2 separate regions of the Homo sapiens genome follow, and region 1 is linked to region 2. Evidence: chromatin loops called from intact Hi-C (ENCODE). Cell type or tissue: MCF 10A. All regions are shown on one strand. Links, peaks and the distances in the headings refer to the core of each region. The heading gives the core; the rest is flanking DNA.

Evidence for each region. Hi-C counts contacts between places; a loop is a spot of excess contacts. Peaks named below come from ENCODE experiments on the same cell type or tissue, not always from the same donor. Only the 100,000 strongest peaks of a DNase experiment are listed, where the experiment ranks them.
Region 1: it touches region 2 in a loop (3-fold over the local background); 15 of 110 quality-filtered maps call a loop at or near these places.

The regions. Positions count from the first base shown.
Region 1 is chr18:70,367,491-70,378,815 of GRCh38, forward strand. No RefSeq gene overlaps it. Among named protein-coding and RNA genes, the nearest start is that of LINC01910, 11 kb to the right of the region's middle. RefSeq lists an enhancer at 1-175. In MCF 10A, for the core only: no CTCF peak of the experiment used is centred there; a DNase peak (open chromatin) is centred at 5,691.
Region 2 is chr18:70,416,327-70,427,651 of GRCh38, forward strand. No RefSeq gene overlaps it. Among named protein-coding and RNA genes, the nearest start is that of LINC01910, 37 kb to the left of the region's middle. In MCF 10A, for the core only: no CTCF peak of the experiment used is centred there; DNase peaks (open chromatin) are centred at 3,995 and 5,945.

The sequences.
Region 1 (11,325 bases), core at 3,174-8,173, 49 kb before region 2:
TGAGACTTCAAAAGAAACTTGATCTCCACAATCTTTTATTTATTTATTTTTTTTGAGACAGAGTCTCACTCTATTGCCCAAGCTGGAGTGCAATGGTGTGATCTCAGCCTCCTGGGTTCAAGGGATTCTCCTGCCTCAGCCTCCTGAGTAGCTGGGATTACAGGCGCCTGCCACCATGCCCGGCTAGTTTTTGTATTTTTAGTAGAGACAGGGTTTCACCATATTTTCCAGGCTGGTCTCGAACTCCTGACCTTGTGATCTGCCCACCTCAGCCTCCCCAAGTGCTGGGATTACAGGTGTGAGCCAACGTGCCCAGCCTGTCTCCCCCTCTTAGCCTGAACTTTTCCTTTCTATTAATCCCAGGTCTTTAGACACTCAACCAATCGTCAACCAGAAAATATTTATTGAATTTACCTACAGCCTGGAAGCCCCCACTTCCCTCAAATTGTTCTGCCTTTCTGGACCAAACCAGTGTATTTTTCAAATGTATTTGTTTGATGGCTCCTGCCTCCCTAAAATGTATGAAACCAAGCTGCACCGCAACCACCTTCGGCACATGTTCTCAGGACCTCGTGAGGGCTGTGTCACGGGCCATGGCCACTTACATTTGCCTCAGAATAAATCTCTTCAGGCATTTTACAGAGTTTGACTCTTTTCATCGACATAGGTAATAATGTGTAATAGATTGCGAGTATCACCTTTGTGTAAAACTAGAATAGAAATCTGTACAGCATTCTGTGCACAGTAGCCTTTAATACAATAAAAACTTCCTCCAGAAATCTTCCTATAAAATAGAGATTTGGTCCCCTAGTAGCCCCTGGGTAAATAGTGATGTGTAGTGTGTTTTTCCCATTATGACACTAAAAGCCTTTAAATTGGGTGTTTTTTATTCTATCACAGCTAAAAAGTTAGACTTTTATAAATCCTGCTAAGCCCCTAAACAAGGGTGTATGTATTATTACAGTGGAACACTGCGGAGTTATTAGGTCAATAAAAACCTTAAAATTCTTTTAAAATTTTCATAGAATCAGAAATGAAAAATATTAGCAGCATTCTTTGGATTACAGGAACCAGAAAGTGTAATTAGTGGAAATACAATATGTAAAATGACTAATACTGCTCAAGGAGAATATAAAATAAAAGCTCCAGAAAGCATATGTGACCCAATTCACATTTACTGTTTACAAAAAAGTTTTTATTGCAATAGCTAAGGTGTGTTAGCTTATCTGTGGTACCTCATACATAGTGATTATCACAGGGTAGACATTAAAAACACAACAAACAAAACACAACTTACCTTCACAGCTTCATTTTATGATAGCTATGCCTTTCCTAAAAGATAGTTGAAGTCATTTTATGATAATTCAATTGTGACAATTAAAAAAAGACTTGAGGAAATGCTAAGGAAATTTTTGTACATGCTATAGACTCCTTCATCCATTCACTGTCTTACTATAGTTAGGATACAAAGGGGTATGGAAGAATTACCCTCATCTTACAGAAGCTAATAGCTTCATTAGACACACAACACATTATTTCATAACAAGTTAAACCAAAGGCAGTAATTACGCCAGTAAGTGATGCTTTGGTTAGGCAAAGATGGGTTACATCACTGGGCTGTAATGAACTGGATGGCCTTGTGGAGGAAGTAGTAGGATTTGAATCAGGTCCAGGAAAATGAATGAGTTTGAGACAGGCATAGAGGGATGAAGAGTCAGCTGAGGTGAAGGCACAACATGAACAAAATTAGGAAGTAAAGGCACCATAATGAACATTGGGTTAATTTCCTTTCCTGTGGCAGAAGATTTGGGTTGGAATTATACAAAAATAAAGGATTGTAAATCGGATAGGAATGTATGGTGGAGAAATCTGACAACCGGGGAAGGAGATTGGGTTTTATCTTGTAGATCGAGCATTCTCACCCTCGTAGTATATATGAGGATCCTGAAGGGAGCCCGATAGGAATGCAGACTTCTGGGCTTCTCAGTGACTACATCAGAAACTCCATGAGGTTTGAAGCCCTAGAACCTGCCATATTTTAAAGTTCTTGAGATGGTCCAGCCTGTGGACCAAAGTGTGGGAGCCACTATTGCAGATGATAAAGAAATGCAGGATGTTTTTGAGGCAGAAGTTTTAATGTGAATTCCAGGAAGCTTCGTTTTGCAGAAGGGAGCGTCTAAGATGACTTACTGGAGAAAAATATACCTGAGTTCAGGAGGCTAGCTGAGAAGCTGTTTCCCAGGCCCATTCATTAATATTTCCCAACAATTATTTATTAAGTACCTTCTATATGTGAGACATTGCTTTATAATATAGTCTCGAGGCTTCCATCCTTGGTGCCCATCAGAATTATCTGAGGTTTCTTAAGAGCCCAGTACCCCAGGCTGCACTCAAGGCCAATTCTCTAGGGGTGGACCCAGACATCATGATTTGTAAAAGCTGCCAAGTGATTCCAGTGCAGAGAGACCCTCTGCTGAGAGGAAACAGATGAATAAGAATTAGCGCTTCTTCCCTTCAAAACTTGCAGTCTTGTAGGGAAAATTAAACATGTGCAGCAAAGTGAACATATTTATCTGCAACAAAATGTAATCATTAGAGGAAGATTGAGATTCTGAGTACCACTTGGAAATTTGATAGACTTCATCTCTGGGTCAAAGTACTTGTCTGGATCTAGGGGGAAAAAGGAATCAAAATAGAAGTGGGAAGAATTGTTGCCCTAACAGCCCACACTGGGGTCCAAAAAATATTCTCTGAGTGCTCTGCAGGATCTTACACCCTCAGACTCCTTACTGCTCTCCCTTCTTTGTTCCATCTTAGCAAATCCAAACCTCCACTTACTTCTACCTACACATTTACAGCTGGCCATGGCTGGAGAAAAACCTGCAACCAGTTGATGGGTCTTATTTCACATTCTTGAGCACACAGTGCAAGTGGTATTGCACTCCTGCCTGGAAAGTCATCCTATTTATTTAATTTATTTATTATTTATTTTGGAGACAGTGTCTCACTCTGTCACCCAGGCTGGAGTGCAGTGGCGCGATCTGGGCTCACTGCAACCTCCGCCTCCCAGGTTGAAGCAATTCTGCCTCAGTCTCCCGAGTAGATGGGATTACAGGCACCCGCCACCACACCTAGCTACTTTTTGTATTTTAAGTAGAAACAGGGTTTTACCATGTTGGCCGGGCTGGTCTCGAACTCCTGACCTCAACTGATCCACCCTCCTCAGCCTCCCAAAGTGCTGGGATTCCTTTTAAAACTTAGGTCCTGTTACTCCTGTCCTTGAAACCCTACAATGACTACCTAGTTAACTTGGAGCAGCAGTTCTTCCAGGGTGCACATGGCCATACTGTTCTCCACTGTCCCTATGTCCCCGGCCTCCACCACACCCAGGGGCTCCCTTGCAGGGCTTGGCATCAGCTCTTCCCTTTCCCTGGAGCATATCCACTTGGCCAGCTCTCTCACTTCCTGCCACTCCTGCTTAAATATCTCAGAGAGGTCCACCCTGACCACTGACTTAAAATTGCAACTCCTCCTACCCCCAAAGGCATTTCCATCCTCTTACCCTGGTTTACTACTCTTCATAGCACTTACGTCTTTTAACATACTACGTATTTTCTTTATTCTTATATTTATTACCTGACTCTTTACTAAATGAAAGCTCTTCAGGTAGGAATTTTCTTCTGGTTGTGATCACAAATGTATCCCCAGGGCCAGAGTAGCAAGTGGTACAGGGTTAGCCCCTGGATGAATGGATCAAAGGGGAAGTGCTTCTTCTGGCCACTTTGATGCAGCCGCCTGGGGACAGAGCAAGGAACCCTGAGCCAAGAAGAGTCCTGCTTTAGGTGGGGAGGGGGTGCCTTGCCTGAGGGAGCTGCTGACAGTAGGCTCCATTGTAAGTACAAGTGGTTCCTTTTTTGAGAACACCTAGAAACACCTGGAGGTACCTCCAGGGCTGGAGGATAGGAGTAGGTTATACCAGACTGAAAGTAAGAAGTACTCTAAGAGATAAATTGCTACAGGAGTTCAGATGATCAAAGAGAGAGTGAGTCATCACTTCTGAATGACGTCTGGATGTGGAGGCAGGTGAACAAGGTAGCCCAGAAGTAGGGGAGATGGAGGATGTTAAAAGAAAAGCTTCAGCCAGGTGCGGTGGCTCACGCCTGTAATCCCAGCATTTTGGGAGGCCAAGACGGGTGGATCACTTGAGGTCGGGAGTTCAAGACCAGCCTGACCAACATGGAGAAACCCCGTCTCTACTAAAAATACAAAAAATTAGCTGAGCGTCATGGCACATGCCTGTAATCCCAGCTACTCGGGAGGCTGAGGCAGGAGAATTGCTTGAACCTTGGAGGCGGAGGTTGCGGTGAGCTGAGATCGTGACATTGCACTCCAGCCTGGGCAACAAGAGTTGAAACTCTGTCTCAAAAAAGAAAAGAAAAGAAAAGCTTCAGCCAAATTAAATTTAACAGAGTTTAATTGAGCAAAGAACAATTGGTGAATCAGGCAGCCTCCTGAGCCAGAAGTAGGCTCAGGGACTCCAGCACAACCACGTGGCAGAAGACTTATGGACAGAAAAAGGAAAGTGACATACACAAAATGGAAGTGAGGAACAGAAACAGTGGGATTGGTTACAGCTTGGTGTTTGCCTTATTTGAAGATGGTTTGAACAGTTGACCACATTTGATTGGCCAAAACTCAGTGACTGGCACAAGAGTAGGCTACAGTCTGTCTGTTTACAACTCCACTTGTTATAGTTTGCAATGTACAGAAAAACCTTTAGGCCAAACTTAAAATATGTACGGAGGCAGCTTTAGGCTAAACTTGATTTAACAAGGAAGAGAGGAGGCTGCAGGAGAGTCATGTAAATTTCAGGAACTAGCGCAATAATAGAATGATACTTGGGTGCTGGGCTCAGGACTTGAAACGCAGGTTTTTGGCTCAAATTCTAGTTTTATTTTTATCAGCTGTGTGATCACAGGTGACTTTTTAAGCTTCTTGCTCCTTGGTTTCCTCATCTGTGAAATAAGAATAGTAACAGTGCCTTCCTTATAGGGGCTTTTTGAGGATTAATGAGCTAATATATAGCAAATTTAGAACAATGCCAAACACATTGTAAACACTCAAAAAAAAATTGCTTAAAAAAGACACTCAATTTATGTTGCGCAAAAGCACTGATGGAGACAAACTATCCTGCTTCAGACAGAACGTTCCAGGATCAATTTGGTCCCAGTCAATTTACAAGGGAGTTTGTCTCATTTTTCCCCCTCATTTTCCTTCCCTCTTCTCCCCTTGTCTTCTTATGGAGCCAGTTAAAATACATATCAGGCAAAATGCAGACTCAGATGAGCAAAGGAGGAGGCTGTGCAAAGGAGAAGGCTGGGTTGTGAGCTCTGGGTCTATTTTGGAGTTCTCTGCAATAATTGCCTCTTTCTGACTTCCAGAGTCATTATATAGAAGCAGCCACCCCTTCAAATTTGTTTAAAACTTAGAGAAGTTTTGGTAACAGTAGGAGTTGAAATAAAGAACCTTATTATGAAAGAACAGACAGCCAGGCTTTGACGAGAGGCTGAAAGAGGATGAAGCAAGGAGGAGCTGAGAGCCAAGAGCGATTCTGAGGTTTTGAGCCTTTGTGACTAAGAGCATGATATATGTGGCCACTGACGCAGATTAGGAAGTCCAAGGGACAAACGATTCCCTGAGGATAATGACAAGCTTGTTTCCAGATGTGTTAACTATGAAATTCAGGTGGGTAATACAAATGGCCCGGGGTCATTGTGCAATAAGAAACTAGATGTGAATGGAGAGAACAGAGGAGACAGCAGTCTCTTAACAGTTCCTCCTCCTCTCTAGTTTATTCCCTATGCTGCATCCAGCCTCATCTTTGTAAATCACCAATCTGGTCAGGTGACACCTGTGTTTATCTAGAAAATGTACTACTCTATCTGGCTTTGTTTCTTTGGTGGATTACTCACAGTTCCCTGCAAGTCACAGTATGGATGAGCCTGAGTTTGCTTTCCTTTTTCCCCCTAATCCAGATAGGCTGCAGGTTTATCAGAGAAGATGAATTTAATTCATTCTCAACATGATGAGTGTAGATGGATGTCACAAAAACAGGTTAACAAACTCCTTGTTAGGGTAATTGTGAGGATTAAATGAATTGAAGTGACATGATAACATAATGGGATTCTACAAATTATATCTTTTATTATTTATAGCTTCCCTAGAATAAGACAGTTGCTCAGCAGAACAAACACAGCCTGGTTTTTGTCTCCTGGTAGATTCAAACCCAGTGCTGTTTGGGTCACACAGAAAAGCAGAATCTCAGAGTGTCTAATCATGTCCAGAGGAACTTTTGTATATGTACTCATCCACCTCGAAGCTTTAGTACCCTAAGTTCTATCTGATACTGAGGCTTCTCTCTTCCTTCCTTCTTCCTGATTCACTGGAGATAAACAATCAAGACGGCCTTTTCAAAATGTCCTATTTTGCCCAGAGATAGTGCAGGTCCATAGTGGGCCTATGAAGCTTAGACATCAACTTAGTTCATCATCTAGGATGTTGTGTCTGAAATGCCTAGTAGAGGTGTCCTTTTTTGTTTGTTTGTTTTTGTCTTTTCTGATAGCGAGAGTAGCTTGTGCTCTGATTTTGTCTTCATGATCCTGGAATCCTTGCTATCCCTGATTTTGAACAATTCTATTGTAAATATCACTGGTTTGAACATCAGTTGTCTGATTGGTATCTAAGTGAGATCACTTGAGGTTTTTCTGATGATGGAGGGAATCATGGAATTTAAGGATAGAAGGGATATTAAAATTTTTTCAGAGTAACATCACACACACACACATAAACACACAATTACTGGAGTGACAGCTTTGTGACAAGGTTAATCTCTGGTTAAACATTTCTGTTCTGGCCAGGCAAGGTGGCTCATGCCTGTAATTCCAGCACTTTGGTGGGAGGCTGAGGCAGGAGATCAAGGCTAGCCTGGCCAGCATAGTGAAACCCCATCTCTACTAAAATTACAAAAATTAGCTCGGTGTGGTGGCACGTGCCTGTAATTCCAGCTATTAGGGAGGCTGAGGCAGGAGAATTGCTTGAACCTGGGAGGCAGAGGTTGCACTGAGCCAAGATCATGCCACTGCACTCCAGCCTGGGTGACAGCAAGACAAGACTCCATCTCGAAAAAACAACAGCAAACGCAACAAAATATTTCTGTTCTGTAAGCATAAAGATATAATAATTACAGCCCTATGTGCAATACCAAAACCTCAGGAGTAAACAAAATATCTAGTAGAGAAATAAGTCACCATTATACAAGAAGTAGAAATTATATCTGTGGATATTTGTGAAAATATTTGTTATGATTTCAAATGAAAAAAAGCAGAATATAAACTTGCATTTATATGACTCTTGAAACTAACCATGGACAAGAAGATGGGAAAACATGGAAAATAAAAACATTGTTATGCTTGGGCTATGAGGGTAATTTTTATTCTCCTTTAAACATTTATAAATAATCTATAATTGTACATATTCAGGGTTTGTATATCAAACTAATAAAAATAATAAGTTGGTTTTATATTTTCTTTTTTTTCTGCTTGAAAACAGAAAAAGTAAAAAGGAGATATTAATTTACAGTGGAATTCTCCAGGGGTCAGAGGCGATGATAAAAAAAAAAAAAAAAGTTTTAAGTGATTGGCTTTTTGCTTTTTTTTTTTTTTTTTTTTTTTTTTTTGAGACGGAGTCTCGCTCTGTCGCCCAGGCTGGAGTGCAGTGGTGTGATCTCCGCTCACTGCAAGCTTCGCCTCCCAGGTTCATGCCATTCTCCTGCCTCAGCCTCCCGAGTAGCTGGGACTACAGGCGCCCGCCACCGCGCCTGGCTAATTTTTTTTCGTATTTTTAGTAGAGATGGGGTTCCGCCATGTTGGTCAGGCTGGTCTCAAACTCCTGACCTCAAGTGATCTGCCCACCTTGGCCTCCCAAAGTGCTGGGATTACAGGTGTGAGCCACCGCGTCTGACCTCTGGTATTTCTTAAGTAGCAAATGTACATCCTATTTAGGTGCTGAATTAAGTAAAGTGCAAGTAAAAAAAAAATTAGTTTTAGTCTAAATTGGTTGTAAACCTAGGCATCTAGGGAAAGTTGTACCAGAGAGTACAACTCTGTACCCTTCAGAATAATTCAACGTAATTTTATTAACACCCTCTTGGCACTTGGTTAATTGGATAAATGAAAAGAACTTGTAATCTCCACTGTAAAGTAAAGTTGTAACCAATGATTTGGCTTTTCCATTTGGTTAAACTTTGCTCTCATCTTAGTGCAAATTGTCACTCTGCTGCGTATTCCTGTTTCCTCTTTGCTGACATTTTCCTTGCTAATGATACAAGAGTTAAAAAGAAATCACTTAGGCAGATAACGAAGGTATGGGAGTCTTCAGTAAGGCTTTGTTTTCTTTTTCATGAAAAGCAGCCCAGATCATTTTTTAATAAAGAGCAGCCTATGAAGTCGAGCTCAGGGTATAGACCCCAGACAACGTAGCCACTTCACTAGGGAGGTGACCAGTTCATGGGACTGCTGACTTTACCATTTGGCCCAGAGGGACAGGCAAGTGAATGCCTGCAGGAACTAGGGAGTAGACATGTTCAAGATGGCGGCGCCATCCTCCCTTCCCTTTGTCAGTCACATGTGCAGTAAAGACCAGATAAGATGGCACCCATCAACTGGAAAGCCCATTTGCATAATAAAATTATCGTGGCGCGACCAGCCTTCCCCACACACTATCTAAACGTCATACCTGATCAAACCAATCTGTGAACCCTATGTAAATCAGACACGGCTTCCTCAAACCTGACTGGTCCTTTCCACTGGGAGACCCCCTTGTCTATGGAGAGATCTGTTTTTCTTTCTCTTCTGCCTATTAAACATTTGCTCCTAAACTCCTTGTGTGTGTCCATGTCCTACATTTTCCTGTCGTGCAATGACGAACCTCGGGGTATAGACCCCAGACAACGTAGCCGCTTCACTAGGGAGGTGACCAGTTCATGGGACTGGTGACTTTACCATTGGGCCCAGAGGGACAGTAACTGAAAGGGCTCTTTTATTCAGTGTCAGCTGGTGGATACATCTGCCTACAAAAAATGTGAAGTCAAACTGAATCTCTTTGAGGTGACTAGAGCAGAGCTGGGAACAGAGAAGTAGAGCATGAAACGTTTTGAAATAATTTGAAATTTTGCCACTATGTTTTTTAATAAAACTATTTTAATAAAGACTGTTTTTAAGTAAAAAACCCAACAATCAAATAGGCTTAAAAATATCAATTCATTCTCTAAAGGCAAATTAATTCGATACTTAAGGAAATGCAAAGGAAAGGGCACTTCAGACTACACAGATATCCAAGCATATAGGTGGCTGCATGTTACGTTATAGCTTAATGGCCTGGTTTAAACAGTCCTGGATAATGATTAACCAAGAAAATGGACTTTGGGCCTGAACCTAACTCTCCTAAGGTTGTGGGCATTTGTACCGATGTAACAGTGTTGCTAGATCAACGGGAAAAACATTTCCAACGAGACAGAAAAACACATTTACTGCTGTCTCCACCCTCTCACTCCAGGGTCCATCTGTGTGTTTGGAGAATGGAAACACTTAGATTGGTTGCTACGGTCTTGAACATGTCATTTAGATTTCCTTGATAAAAGAAAACTCATTCCTCTTTTATTTTCTCTTCCCAAAGTGCATGATCCATGTGCTTGCTCTTCCTCCCTCCCCACCACACCTACTCCTTTTGATTTGTTCATTTATTTTTATTTATTAATTTTTTTAACTTCCATACTTGGTATCTGGGACAGCTCATGCAACTACACTGCAACATAGCTGCACGGTGTGGCTGACACATCTTCCCAGTGAAGCCCCTTCTACGGCTTCAGTCCTGATCTTTTAAGTGTTTGGTAAATGAGGCAGCCTGGCATAAGGTCCTAATGTCGAAAGAGTTCAAAAGGAAAGTTATTCGTGCAAACATCCTCCCTCTCGCAGAGGATTCTCCATAGCCCGCCAGAGCCCTGGCATGTAGGGATGATGAATGTGATGTCAACAGGCCTCAGGGCCGGAAGAACCCCTGTGCCACTTTGTGGACTGTGTATCGCCTTTTGCTTGTCTCCTGCCAGATTCCTTCCCTGGTCCTCTGAGACTCCAGAGAGTGTGTGGGAAGCAATTTTTGTACACAGACCCAGATTAATGTGTCTGTCTGATAAAAGCATGAGGCTTAAGGTGACTCTAGCATTTTCCTTCCCCAAAGTTAGCAGTTTTGTTAGTGGAAATACATCTATACCTATCAATTAAGTTATAGCCTGGAAGATACGTGATGAAATGCTTCTGAGTGAGAATAGCCTCAAATTTGACTGGAGAAAACCAGAGATCCCATTCATGATTAGGAAGCACCAAGCCAGGTCAGCTTGGAGGTGAATTGATTTCACCACGTCTATTAGTTTACTAGGCTGCTGTAACAAAGTACCATGAACTGGAAGGCTTACAACAACAAAAACTTTTTTTCACATTGCTGGAAGCTGGGAAGTCCAAGATCAAGGCAGATCTGGCGCCTGGTGAGGGCCTGCTTCCTGTTTCATAGACGGTGCCTTCTGATTATAACCTCATGTGGTGCTAGCAAGGAGCTCTCCGTGGGCTCTGTTATAATAAGGGCACTAAGCCCATTCACAAAGGCTTCACCCCCATGACCTAATTACCTCCCAAAGGCCCACCTCGTAATACCATCACCTTGAGGGGTTAGGATTTCAGTATGGGAAGAACTAAACATTCAGACATTCAGGCCACAGCAATAAGATGTCTATAGCAATCCACGCCTTCATTCTCCAACCCCCACTGCTCCCTGAGTGCATGTACGTCTGGGCATCAGTGCTCTTTGGAAGTGTTTAGCTGAATGTAAAGGTTAATGGCACCTTATCCAGGGAACAGCTGTTGTAGTCCCTGTCAGCCCGATTCTGGAGAGAACAGATAACAGATAGTGTTTAAGAAGTAGGATGGTCTCTAAGTTAAATGACTGTCCCTGTCCCACAGCATCCGTGTGTGACCAGGGCTCACACCCTTTTTTTTTTTTTGAAACGGAGTTTCACTCTTTTTGCCCAGGCTGGAGTGCAATGGCACGGTCTTGACTCACTGCAACCTCCGCCTCTCGGGTTCAAGCAATTATCCTGCCTCAGCCTCCAAAGTAGCTGGGATTACAGGCGCCCGCCACCCTGCCCGGCTAAGCGTACACCCTTTGAATTTCCCCCTTTCCCTCTGCTTCTATGAGAACTTGGCTAACTCCTGGTAG
Region 2 (11,325 bases), core at 3,708-8,707:
CCCAGCACTTTGGGAGGCTGACGCGGGAGTATTGCTTGAGGCCGGGAGTTCAGCCCAGGCAACGTAGTAAGACCTATCTCTACCAAAAAAAAAAAAAAAAAAAAAAAAAATTGGCAGGTGCAATGGTGTGGCCTGTAGTCCCAGCTACTTGGGAGGCTGAGGCAGGAGGATTACTTGAACCCAGGAGGTCAAGCCTGCAGTGAGCTATGATCACGCTACTGTACTCCAGCCTGGGCAGCAAAGCAAGAGCCTGTCTAAAAAAAAATAAGATAAAACAAAAGAAAGAAACAAACACCAGAAGGCACTCTCAGGCACAGCCTTCCAGTGTGACCTAGTTAGTGCTGGGCTGTGGGATGTGAGGGGCGGAGGCTCGGCACAGCCCTCGGAGACTCCAATACTGTAGTTTCTCCTCTCTTCACTTTCATTTGTTTTAGCTGCGTTCAGCTATGCAATGATGATCAGACAATGACGGCCAGACCTACCCTACACACGATGCTCCTGGTGACAGGCACATGCTGCTTCCTTCTTGAGTATTTGATTCGACTAATATTTATGAAGCATTTATCAGCGCATGGCATCACGGTGTAGGCAAAAATATATGTGATGCACATTCACTGAGAGCTTGCTTTACATAGAACAGGAATTGGAAGTTTGCAACCTGCGAAAATTACTTTTTCTGGTTGCAAAAAATGTATGTGTACTATGAGAAAGTATATTATCTCTGAAAGAAATTCAAACATACAAAATATAGAAAATAAAAAAGTAGAACTAATCCCATAATCTCTCCCTCCGGATGTAGCCGCAGTTAGAATTTATCTTCAAAACTTTTTAAATATCCTTAAGTCTCTGGGAGTGTTTTATTTTTGAAAATTAAGATAACAGGGCCAGGCGTGGTGGCTTTGGGCTGGGCACAGTGGTTTATGCCTGTAATCCCAGCACTTCAGGAGCCTGAGGTGGGTGGAACACCTGAGGTCAGGAGTTCGAGACCAGCCTGGCCAACATGGTGAAACCCCGTTTCTACTAAAAATACAAAAATTAGCTGGGTGTGGTGGCATGCACCTGTAATCCCAGCTACTTGGGAGGCTAAGGCAGGAGAATCGCTTGAACCCGCGAGGCGGAGGTTGCAGTGAGCCGAGATCATGCCACTGCACTCTAGCCTGGGCGACAGAGTGAGGTTCCATCTCAAACAAAACAAAACAAAACAAAAAAACTAAAATAATAATACTACTAAAAAAAGACAATTAAGAGAACATTAAAATTATACAGTATATGAAAGTATTGGAATACTGGTTAAAGAAAATAATCTCAAAAACCTTCCCCAATTTTATTTTGTTATTTCATTAAAATGATTTTATTTTACTGGAAAAAATGTTATTGGTCAATTCATCGATGAAAGTCCCATGGAGCGGAGGCTCGCGAGATGTCAGAGGTGACACCTGCTGTCCTGCTACCGTGGAGCTGTTGCCTGAGCTGAGTTCTGGAGACTCTGCTGGCCCCACCTTCCTCTGAGATTACGGATTCAGGTTCAATGCAACACAGTGCAACATATCTTTCTAGAACACGACTCTGCCCAGGACCCTTAAGCTTGAAATTGAAGAGCTAATTTTCCCCAGACAAATAAAGCAAATACTTGACGTGATAGCATCTCATTTCCTGCAGGTCTGAGAGATGGATCGTGATGCTGGGATCTAAAGGCAACACACTTATCAGAGGAGGCAATGTGTTTGCTCATCCATTGAGTTGGCTAAAAAGGATGCTTAGGATACAAGGGGTGCGTTTACTCAAGATGCTATCTAAGTAATTGTCTATTGGTAATAAAAAAATAGCTAGAAAGAAATTAAAATTAATTCCTCCAGGAATATCTTTGGTCTGAGAGCAATAAATGTGTCAAATTACCATCTGTAGTACAAATGTCAGCGATCTGTTTGTACTGTTATTGGTGGATACTATAATTCCCAGACCCAAGTAGAAATAGGGATTTTGCAGCTGGCTAGGTGCAATGTATTTAAATTTGTTTTGGGGGTTAATCTGGAGAATAGGTGTATTGTTCTTTGTAAAACAATTTAATGGTAATAGGCAAAATGGCAGTGATAAAGTAAGGAACACAAGAGGACACAAATAAAAATAGGGAGACCTCAGTCAGGCATCTTTGCTGGGATGACTCCACATTACAAGTATAGAGTTACACACACACACACACACACACACACACACACACACACACACACACAGAGTTGCCTGATGTGGCAAAGAAAAATCCAGAACGTCCTTCCCTCTCTGAATTGTTCCTCCTATGTGCTCCCTGGGCTCTCATCACTCTGTCTGACCCTGTTCAGTTCTCTTCATCCGTCAATGGACTGTAAGTTCATTCCACCAGTTTATCCCCAGTGTGTTTCACTGCGCCTGGCTTAAGTCAGATATTCAGTTAATATCTGTTGACTGAATGGATGAAAGAGTGAGTGGCACAGAAAACACACTCACGCTTGAGGATCGCACAGCCGTGTGAAGCTGACTGTGGATTGCACTGAAGAACGAGGCTGGGATAGTAGAGATGCCCAAAGGAGGAGACTGTGAAGGCAAGCCTGGATTCTGCCCTGCAGCCCCTAGATACCAGGGCTGGTCCTGGGCACAGGAGAGACAGGTGAGCATTGATGTTTCAGAAAGAATATTCTTCCAGCAGCATGAAGGGCAGCTTATGGATAGGTGAGGCGGGAGGCACGTGGGAGATGAGACAGAAGGGTTTGTGCTTTATAATCTGAGTTGGAAGTGTGGGTGTTTCTTCTCTGTGGTCTGTGGGTTTCAGTATTAGTTATATTCTGCAGTTGAAGATGACAGTGATTTAGAGCAGGGTTGACCCTAAGTCTCCCCTGCCACCTCCCACACCAGAGCCATATTGTCACTGCTATGACCCCGACCATAGGAGGGGCAGAAAGACTTCGCAGGGTCTCAGCTGAAGGAGGTTTTGGGTGGAAGCGGCCAGAAGGCACCTGTGTTAGAGCAGTTAATCATTAAAAACACACACTAATGCTCCCTTAGAATATAAATGGTGTATGTTAGTGTGAACAGCTAGGAGGGCAGAGGGTGAGTTACCTGAAGAAGAGGAGGACACAGAGGAAAGAGCTGTGACCCCAGTGACTGAGAAAAAAGGTGCCGAGACAGCTGCGGCCGGCAGAGCCCGCGGGTTCTAAGATTCCTCTCCACTCAGTTGCTAACTCCTGCCCCACTCCCCACCTCCCACAACAAGAAAACATTCTTCAAGAGTAGCTGGTGCCTGTGATTTCTTTCATAAGAAGCAGAGTCTTTAATTCTGCATTGGAGATTAGAGGTTTACTCTAAAAGGTCAGCTCAGGAGACTCTTGAAAACAGCTCCAATCTAAATGCAACCAGTTCATAAATTCCTGTCCTATGGAGATAAGTTATCGCAGCAAATCCAACCACAGGCAGTACAGCTCCTGAATCATCAGGGAGAATTAAAAGGAGATGATGAAATGGGTAGCTTTTAGATTAATACAACGGTATAAAACCCAGGGAATGAGAGAATCTTGAGACTGTTATTTTCTGTATCTGCCATGACAAACGTTCCTTAATTCTTTAAACACTCATTAAAGAAATGAAAATTACTTTCTCATTCTCTAAAAACAATTAACAAACTTGTAGAGGGGAGAGAGTCTGGGGGAATGGGAATTGAAGATGAAGGGATGGGGGAAACGTCCGCTGGAGAAAAGCGAGAGACACACGTTTTACCAGAAATTGAGCGCTTAGGATTTTTGGCATTGCTGTTATGAAGACAGGAAGTTCTGATGGACATTTATTAGGATTGCCAGATAGAACACAGGACGCTCAGTTAAATTTGAATTTCAATTAAACAACCAATAGTACATGAGACAGTTGCATTCCATATATTTCTTGGGACTAAAAACATCATTCCCTTCCAGGAGAGAGTGATGTTGCACCATAGCAGGGGTTAGCAAACTATGACCTGTGGGCCAAATCCAATCCTCTTCCTGTTTTTGTAAATAAAGTTATATTGCAACACGGCCTGCTCATTCATTTAAATATTGTTCATGGCTATTTTCACAGCATAACAGCAAAATTGAATAGTTGTGAGTCAGACCGCATAGTCTTCAAAGCCTGAAATAATTACTTTCTATTCTAGTGGAAATCAGGAGTTTTCTAGGTATAGAAGTTTAGGAAAAAACTGTTTCTGGTCCTGAGGTTTCAGAAAACATGACAAATAGGAGGATGCAGGAAGTTTGGTGAGTGGGGAGAATTATAAGCAGGAAATTTAAGTGGGGATCAGCTTTTTTTGTGTGTCTGAGACAGATTCTTGTTCTGCCACCCAGGCTGAAGTACAGTGGTGAGATTATGGCTCACTGTAGCCTCGACCTCCCAGGCTCAAGCAGTCCTCCCACCTTAGCCTCCCAAAGTGCTGGGATTACAGACAATGAGGCACTGTGAGTGGTGGGGTCAACTTTGGAAGGGTTTTGTAAACCATTTTAAGGAATACCTTTGCTCTTTCTGTTTAATCTTCCTAGAATAGTTTTCCTCTCAACATGCCTGTTAAAATCTTATCCGTTCTTTGAAGCAAGCTTTAATCTCACCTTGAGCATAAGATTTTTGGTAAGAATATTTTTGCTCATTGTTCTTTTTATTTATCAGTGCAATAGTACTTATAGTGGGTTATCATTAGCTGTTGCCCTTACGTAACAGAAAAGTTCTTTTTTTTTTCTTTTGAGACAGAGTCTCACTCTTTCACCCAGGCTGGAGTGCAGTGGCATGACCTCGGCTCACTGCAACCTCTGCCTCCCATGTTCAAGCAATTCTTCTGCCTTAGCCTCCCGAGTAGCTGGGATTACAGGTGCCCGCCACCACGCCCAGTTAATTTTTGTATTTTTCGTAGAGACGGGGTTTCTCCATGTTGGCCAGGCTGGTCTTGAACTCCTGACCTCAGGCGATCCACCTTAGCCCCCCAAAGTGCTGAGATTACAGGCATGAGCCACCATGCCTAGCCAGAAAAGTTCTTAAATGCAGAAATTATTCGTCTCCATAGGTACTAAAGTGATTAAGGTAGTTATATATAAGTAGATGTTCAATAAATAAATATTGAATAAATATATATAGTGATGGGCCTACAAGAGTGTAAGAATAATTACAACATTGTTTGACTACAACAGTTGAATGCTTCCGCAGGGACAATTTCTCCGGCATGGTCCACATCTTCCAATGTTCAGTGCTATCATTTACACCTGCTTCTTTACACTGCTGACTAATGGGGCAAATCTTTTCTACTTTATTATTGTTTTTGCCTTTCTTTATTATGACTAATAACCCACTGGCCAACCTAAATGTCAGTCGTCATCTTCTTTGCTCATTTCCTTCTCCTTCAAATTGTGCTGTCAAGCATTCTAATTTTGGCTGGCTTAGGTGGGATTAATGCTCCTGACTGTAAGGCTATTTTCCCCGCTTTGCACAAATATTTCTTTAAGCAATGATCATACTTCTTTGGTAGCTTTGTTACAATCCGGTAATACCTGGGCATCTATCTTCTGTATTGAAAAAAGAGCATGGTCAAAGGATTCAGTATCGAGCTCCACATTTAATGACTAAAGAAGACATTTAATTTGAAATACCATTTGTCTCCAAACTGACATTTTATATATGAGAAACCTGAGATCCACACAGAGATCAAATGACAGACAGCTGGTTTTCATGGAAGTCCAGAGAAGCACCTTCCAGCAGGTTGCAAACTTCTCCCTTTAGAAGATAACAGCTAAAATCTTTCTGTCTCCCACTCTTGGCTCTAATTTGTTTATCAGACAACCAGCAGTTTTGTCATTGTTTCTTCATTTGGAGACAGAGCTAGTAAGTCTTGGTCAAGCCCAGTGATTCATTTCCTTATTTTTTTTCACTGCAGTTCCCATTCAGGGTTCTGCCAAGTGCTCTTTTGCATGGGGGAGGAGGGGGGGCCGCAGCCTGTGCCCTCTTGACCTAAAAGAGCTCTGGTTGGGCGGTGAGTCATTAATTCCCTGATGTCTTTTCCAACTGTAGATAAAAATCACAGTTGATTAAATGATGGGGCAAGGTGTGGAATGAAGGTTGGCATGGGTGTAGGAAAAAAAGTACATTTCCTTTTCCAAAGTACAGTATTTATTTTAATTGGCTCACAATAAATAGTAGGGGTAATTGTAACTCACAAAAGAGAAGTGCCCTTTGGAGAACTGGCATCACATAGAAAAGAACAAAAGGACATAGAAAAGTTTTACAGCAATCCTGATATTTGTGACTTAGAGTGATTTTTATAGGATTATAAAATTTGCTGGAATTAGTAGCTCTGTAGAGAAAATAGGAATCACAGAATTTCAGAGCCAGAAGGTATTTTACAAAGTGAGTCAACCTCAACCTCCTTAGATTGCTGATAAGAAAAATGAGGCAATGAAGTGCTCAGAGGTAGGATTTGTCTTGCAAGTCCTTGGGGTACCTCCATTTGCAAAGCTGCAGGTGAATCACAAGTTCTGATGACCTCTGACCTCTAGAATCACCTAAACACAGTGGAGAAACTACAGCTGGCTACAGGGTATCCAAGGTGGGTTAACGGGACAGCCCTCTTTCAGACATGCTGTACTCCCAAAGTCTCATCACATTTAGCAGGACTTCTCCCATATATGTGGGGGTTCAGGCTTCCCAGACCCCTCTGTGTCTCTCCATTAACATTTCAGTTTGGTATTGGGCTTCCTGGGGCTCTAACAATGCTCTGAGAATTCAAAATGTAGTATAGAGAGGATGTGTGAGATGAATATTTCTAAAACATAATGATGTTACTCTTTTGCTTAAACGTCTTTGAAAGTCCTTTCTTGCCAACACCAGTATTTTAAATTGTAGTTTTATTGTTACTGAGCTATGGTAAGGCCAACAGGTTGGGAGATGATTGGTATGGAAAAGACAGTTTGTTACTAACAGTTCCCAAGAGGAGGGGGCAAGTGTCCTGCTGGGCCCCACGAGGAAGCACCAGGGTGTGTCGGGAGGCAGGAGAGAGGTGGGGCAGAGTGTGGGCAGGAAGTTTTATTGTGGCTTCCACAGGAAAGGCAAGGCTAGGCAGGCTTAGGATTGGTAAGCCTGAATAATTTCAGTGGGTTCTGGGCTAGAGAGGCTGTCCCTAGTTGTCCGGTACCTGGCTCTTGGATGATGAGCGCAGATGAACATTGTCTCCGGGGTATGTGTGCCAGGTGGAAGATGTGGTGGGTGTTGGCTCTGGATTGTTAGTTTCCATATGAAGGATGGGCTCCCAGGTGAGTTGTTTGCTATCTCTAAGAATTGTCAAGCCCCCAGAGAGGCAGTCTGTCCCCTGTCAGCAAGGCCCCAGATGCCAGAGCATCAAGAATGCAGAAAATATAGATAATACAAGCTTCATTTGCAGGAGTGTGCACCTCGGAACAGTTTTCCTGGGAGATGCTCTGAAGCCAGAGGATTCTGTCCTCTATTTTGGGAACTGCTGCCTGTGGGTCCCCTCTGGCAGTGTGTTAGCAGATTAAGGTCATTGGGGGAAATCCTGCTTGAAAGAAACCTGTTAGTCTTTATTTAACCCTGTTTTCCAAACTTGTTTAACCATAAAATCCTTTTGAAAAACATGAACTGTCATTTTTAAGATTAACTTGAATATGTGGTTTAGAGGTAGAATCCAGGCTTTGCTTTGTTCAAAATCTGGCCCTCACCTTCTCTCCTGGGGATTCTAGTAAGAACCATTCACGGCAGGCAGGCTGGTTTAATTAGGGTTACTATCACAAGCTTTCTTCCTTCCTGCCTCCAAGCTTCGCTCAACCGGTTTGCCCATGATTCAGGATAGTACCTCGTGCTCCCTCCCCAATCCAAGTCTTTCTAGCATCTCCTCCTCTGTGAAGTCCTTGCCAGCTTCCCCAGCCCACAAAATAGATGTTGCATACCACATGTGAGACTATTCTAAGCACTTTGGAAACCTTAACTAACTTAACAATCACTGTGGTCCTACAAGGCTGGCACAATTTGTAACCCTATTTTACAGAGAAGGAACCTGAGATGTGGAGGTGTTGAATGACACGCAGAGTCATTGATTTGGTTTGGATCTGTGTCCCCACCCTAATCTCATGTTTACTTGTAATCCCCAATGTTGGAGGCTGGGCCTAATGGGAGGTGATTGACTTATGGGTGTGAATTTCCCCTTTGGTGCTGTTCTCCTGAGAGTGAGTGCGTTCCGGTGAGATCTGGTCATTTAAAAGTGTGTGGCACCTCCCCTCCCTCTCTCTCCCTCCTGCCCCACCATGCGAAATGCTTGCTCCCCCTTTGCCTTCCGCCATGATTGTAAGTTTTCTGAGGCTTCCCCAGAGGCAGAAGACACTGCTTCCTAGAGTCTGCAGAACTGTGAGCCAATTAAACCTCTTTTCTTTATAAATCACCCAGTCTCAGCTATTTCTTTATAGCAGTGCAAGAAAGGATTAATATAGTCATAAAGCTGAAAGGTGTTCAGGATGTCATTGGCATTCAGTGAATGCTGTTAGAATAAATGAAAACATGGGAATCATGTAGGTCTCTTCTAAAATGTGTGTGTGTGTGTGTGTGTGTGTGAATACATGCTTTAAATCAAAGAGAAGGTGCATCTTTCACTCTCTCCTCTCTCATTTAACATTCTGCAACTTTATTAAGACTCCACTCATTCATAATTTGTTCAGATGGAATTTACATTTAGAGTTTACTTGGGCTTACCAAGATGATTTTCTGAGTCCTTCCTCTGAGACAGTGTAAGTTCATAGGTAAATGGGAACACAGGGAAAAATTTAAAACCACTTAAATGTACTAGCTTTTATACCAGCACAATATACTACTAATTCATCCTTATACATTAATTACAATAACATTTTAACAACTGTATCAGGGTTCAACCAGAGAAGCAGAACCAGTAGAAGACAGATATTAAGAGGCTTATTGCAGGGAATTGGATATGTAACCATGGGGCTGGATAGGCTAGTCTGAAATTTGCAGGGCAGTCTCCAGAAGGGGCTGGAGTTGCTATGCACTGGCAGAATTTCTTCAGAGAAGCCTCATTTCTGCTTTTAAGATCCTTCAACTGACAGAATCGGGCTGCCCCAGATTATCTCGGATAATCTCCCTTAACAAATAAAGTCAACTGACTACGGAATTGACTGACATCTACAAAATACCTTCCCAGCAACCCCTAGAGTAGGGTTTGACTGAAACACTGGAGCCTGTAGCCTCACCAAATTCACACATCCAAAGGCAGTTACAAGAACCTTTACTAATTACCATGTTTTTAGTCTATTTTATGTTTCTATTTGTATTTTAAAATAAAAAATAATTTATCTAGAAATAAGCTATTGAATACCTAAGATGTTTTAATCATCCGAATGGACTTCCCTTCAGTTGGCAGGGAGGTAATATGACACTAGTTACTGGTATTTCCTTGCTTTTCTGTTATCTTCAGATCTCTATTTATTTCTGTTTCTCTCTCCCTTCATGTTCCAGGTGTAAGTATCTCCGGTTGACATTAACCTTGAGCCTCAGTCACCTTACCGGAAAATGAGGATGATTACAAAGTACTGACGTCATAGGGTGGACTGGAGGATGAGATGAATTAATGAAAGCACTTGGATGAGGGTCTGGTAGGCAATGAGTGGTGCCCTCTTTGTAGCAGTAGGAATTGCTCATTACCCTCTGGTTAATTTCCTCTGGCCATGACCATGCGTATGAGTGACAGAGGTCTTTCCAGAAGACATCCAGAGACTGTGGCATCACGTGTTGAAGAATTAAAACATTAGTATATACCAATGCCTTTCTAATGTAAAATGTGTCATTTTCAAAGACCTGTTTTCCATTACCTTTCTGGGCTGCTAGAGACTCATGCATTCCTCCCGGCTGTCAGCTGGACTGGCTTTTGAAAATTCATGGCAGCTTTGCTGTCAGGCCAGGTGGATGGTCTTTCACAGGGAGGGACTTTCTTGCCACAAAATTTGACATGGTCACACTGCTCCTCAACACTGAATGCGTTCAAAGACCCTGATAGGCAGCAAGACAGTTTTACTAGGTAGCTCCCTTTTGAGGTGGAACTCACTATCAGGAGAACAGCAAGGAAGAAATTCACCCCCATGATCCAATCACCTCCCATTAGGCCCCACCTCCAACACTGGGGATTACTATTCAACATGAGATTTGGGCAGATCCAAACTATGTAAATAAGTAAGTGTGTTTTATTGTCATCTTGGGTTGGAGGAAGATACTAAGACGCAGAGAAAGGGCCTTTTCCTCTAGCCTCAGCTCTAGAATTAGACAAAGCAGGCCAGACATCTAGGCCTTTGCCCACCAGCTCTGGGTAAAACATGACTGTTACTGAGCACTAAACTCACTCTTCTTTCTAGGTGGATACCAACACTCAAGCATAGGTGAGGTTGTGGGGAAAAACCCTGATTTTCTTCCCCAATTCTTTTTCCCTGGCACTGCTGGCAATGGCAGGAAGACACATTCAATTTGCCAGCGGGAATGCTTTCCTAATTTGCTTTTCGAAGAGTACAGCAAAATTTCTTCTGGGGAAAAGAGTGACAGTCGCTGCCATGTAAACAGGAGGCAAGGGCTTGCGGCACTACCAGAGCCTCCTCTTTGCAGAACGCTCTGAGCTGCTTTGAGGCTTGTGAGGGGAGGGGTGTGAGTGGTGAGGAGGATGTTTTCTTTACACATCCACCTCCATAAACTGTCCGTGCCATCTGGTAGAGACTGTATATGCTGTTGTCCCAGACGCAGGAAGAATCATCTCTTCTGCGATGATGTCTTGACGGAGAGCTCCCATGTCAGAGCTGCTGACTGTGTACCTGCAGCCAGCAAAGCAGGTCCCCTTCCTTTATCTGCTTCTTCCTGTCCGCAGCCCCTTGCATTTCCACCTCAACCTGAGACGGTGAAGCCCTCACTCACATGGGAGAATGCAGACTTGCCCCTGCGTGCATTGCCATACTTCCTAGAGGAGAGCTCAAAGCAGAGCAGGGGCTCAGCAAATGTTGGTTGAATAAATGAATTAATGGATCTACTAAGGTGTTTCTAGGTTCACCCAAATGAATAGTTTACGAAGTTTCTAAGGGCCAGGTGTGGTGGCTCACGCCTATAATTCCAGCACTTTGGGAGGCCAAGGTAGGAGGATAACTTGAGCCAAGGAGTTCTAGGTTAGATTGAGCTGTGATTGAGCCACTGCACTCCAGCCTGGGTCACAGAATGAGACCCTGTCTCTAAACAAGCAAACAAACAAACAAACAGAAGTTTCTTAGGACCCAAAGCCACTAGGAACAAGAATTCAGC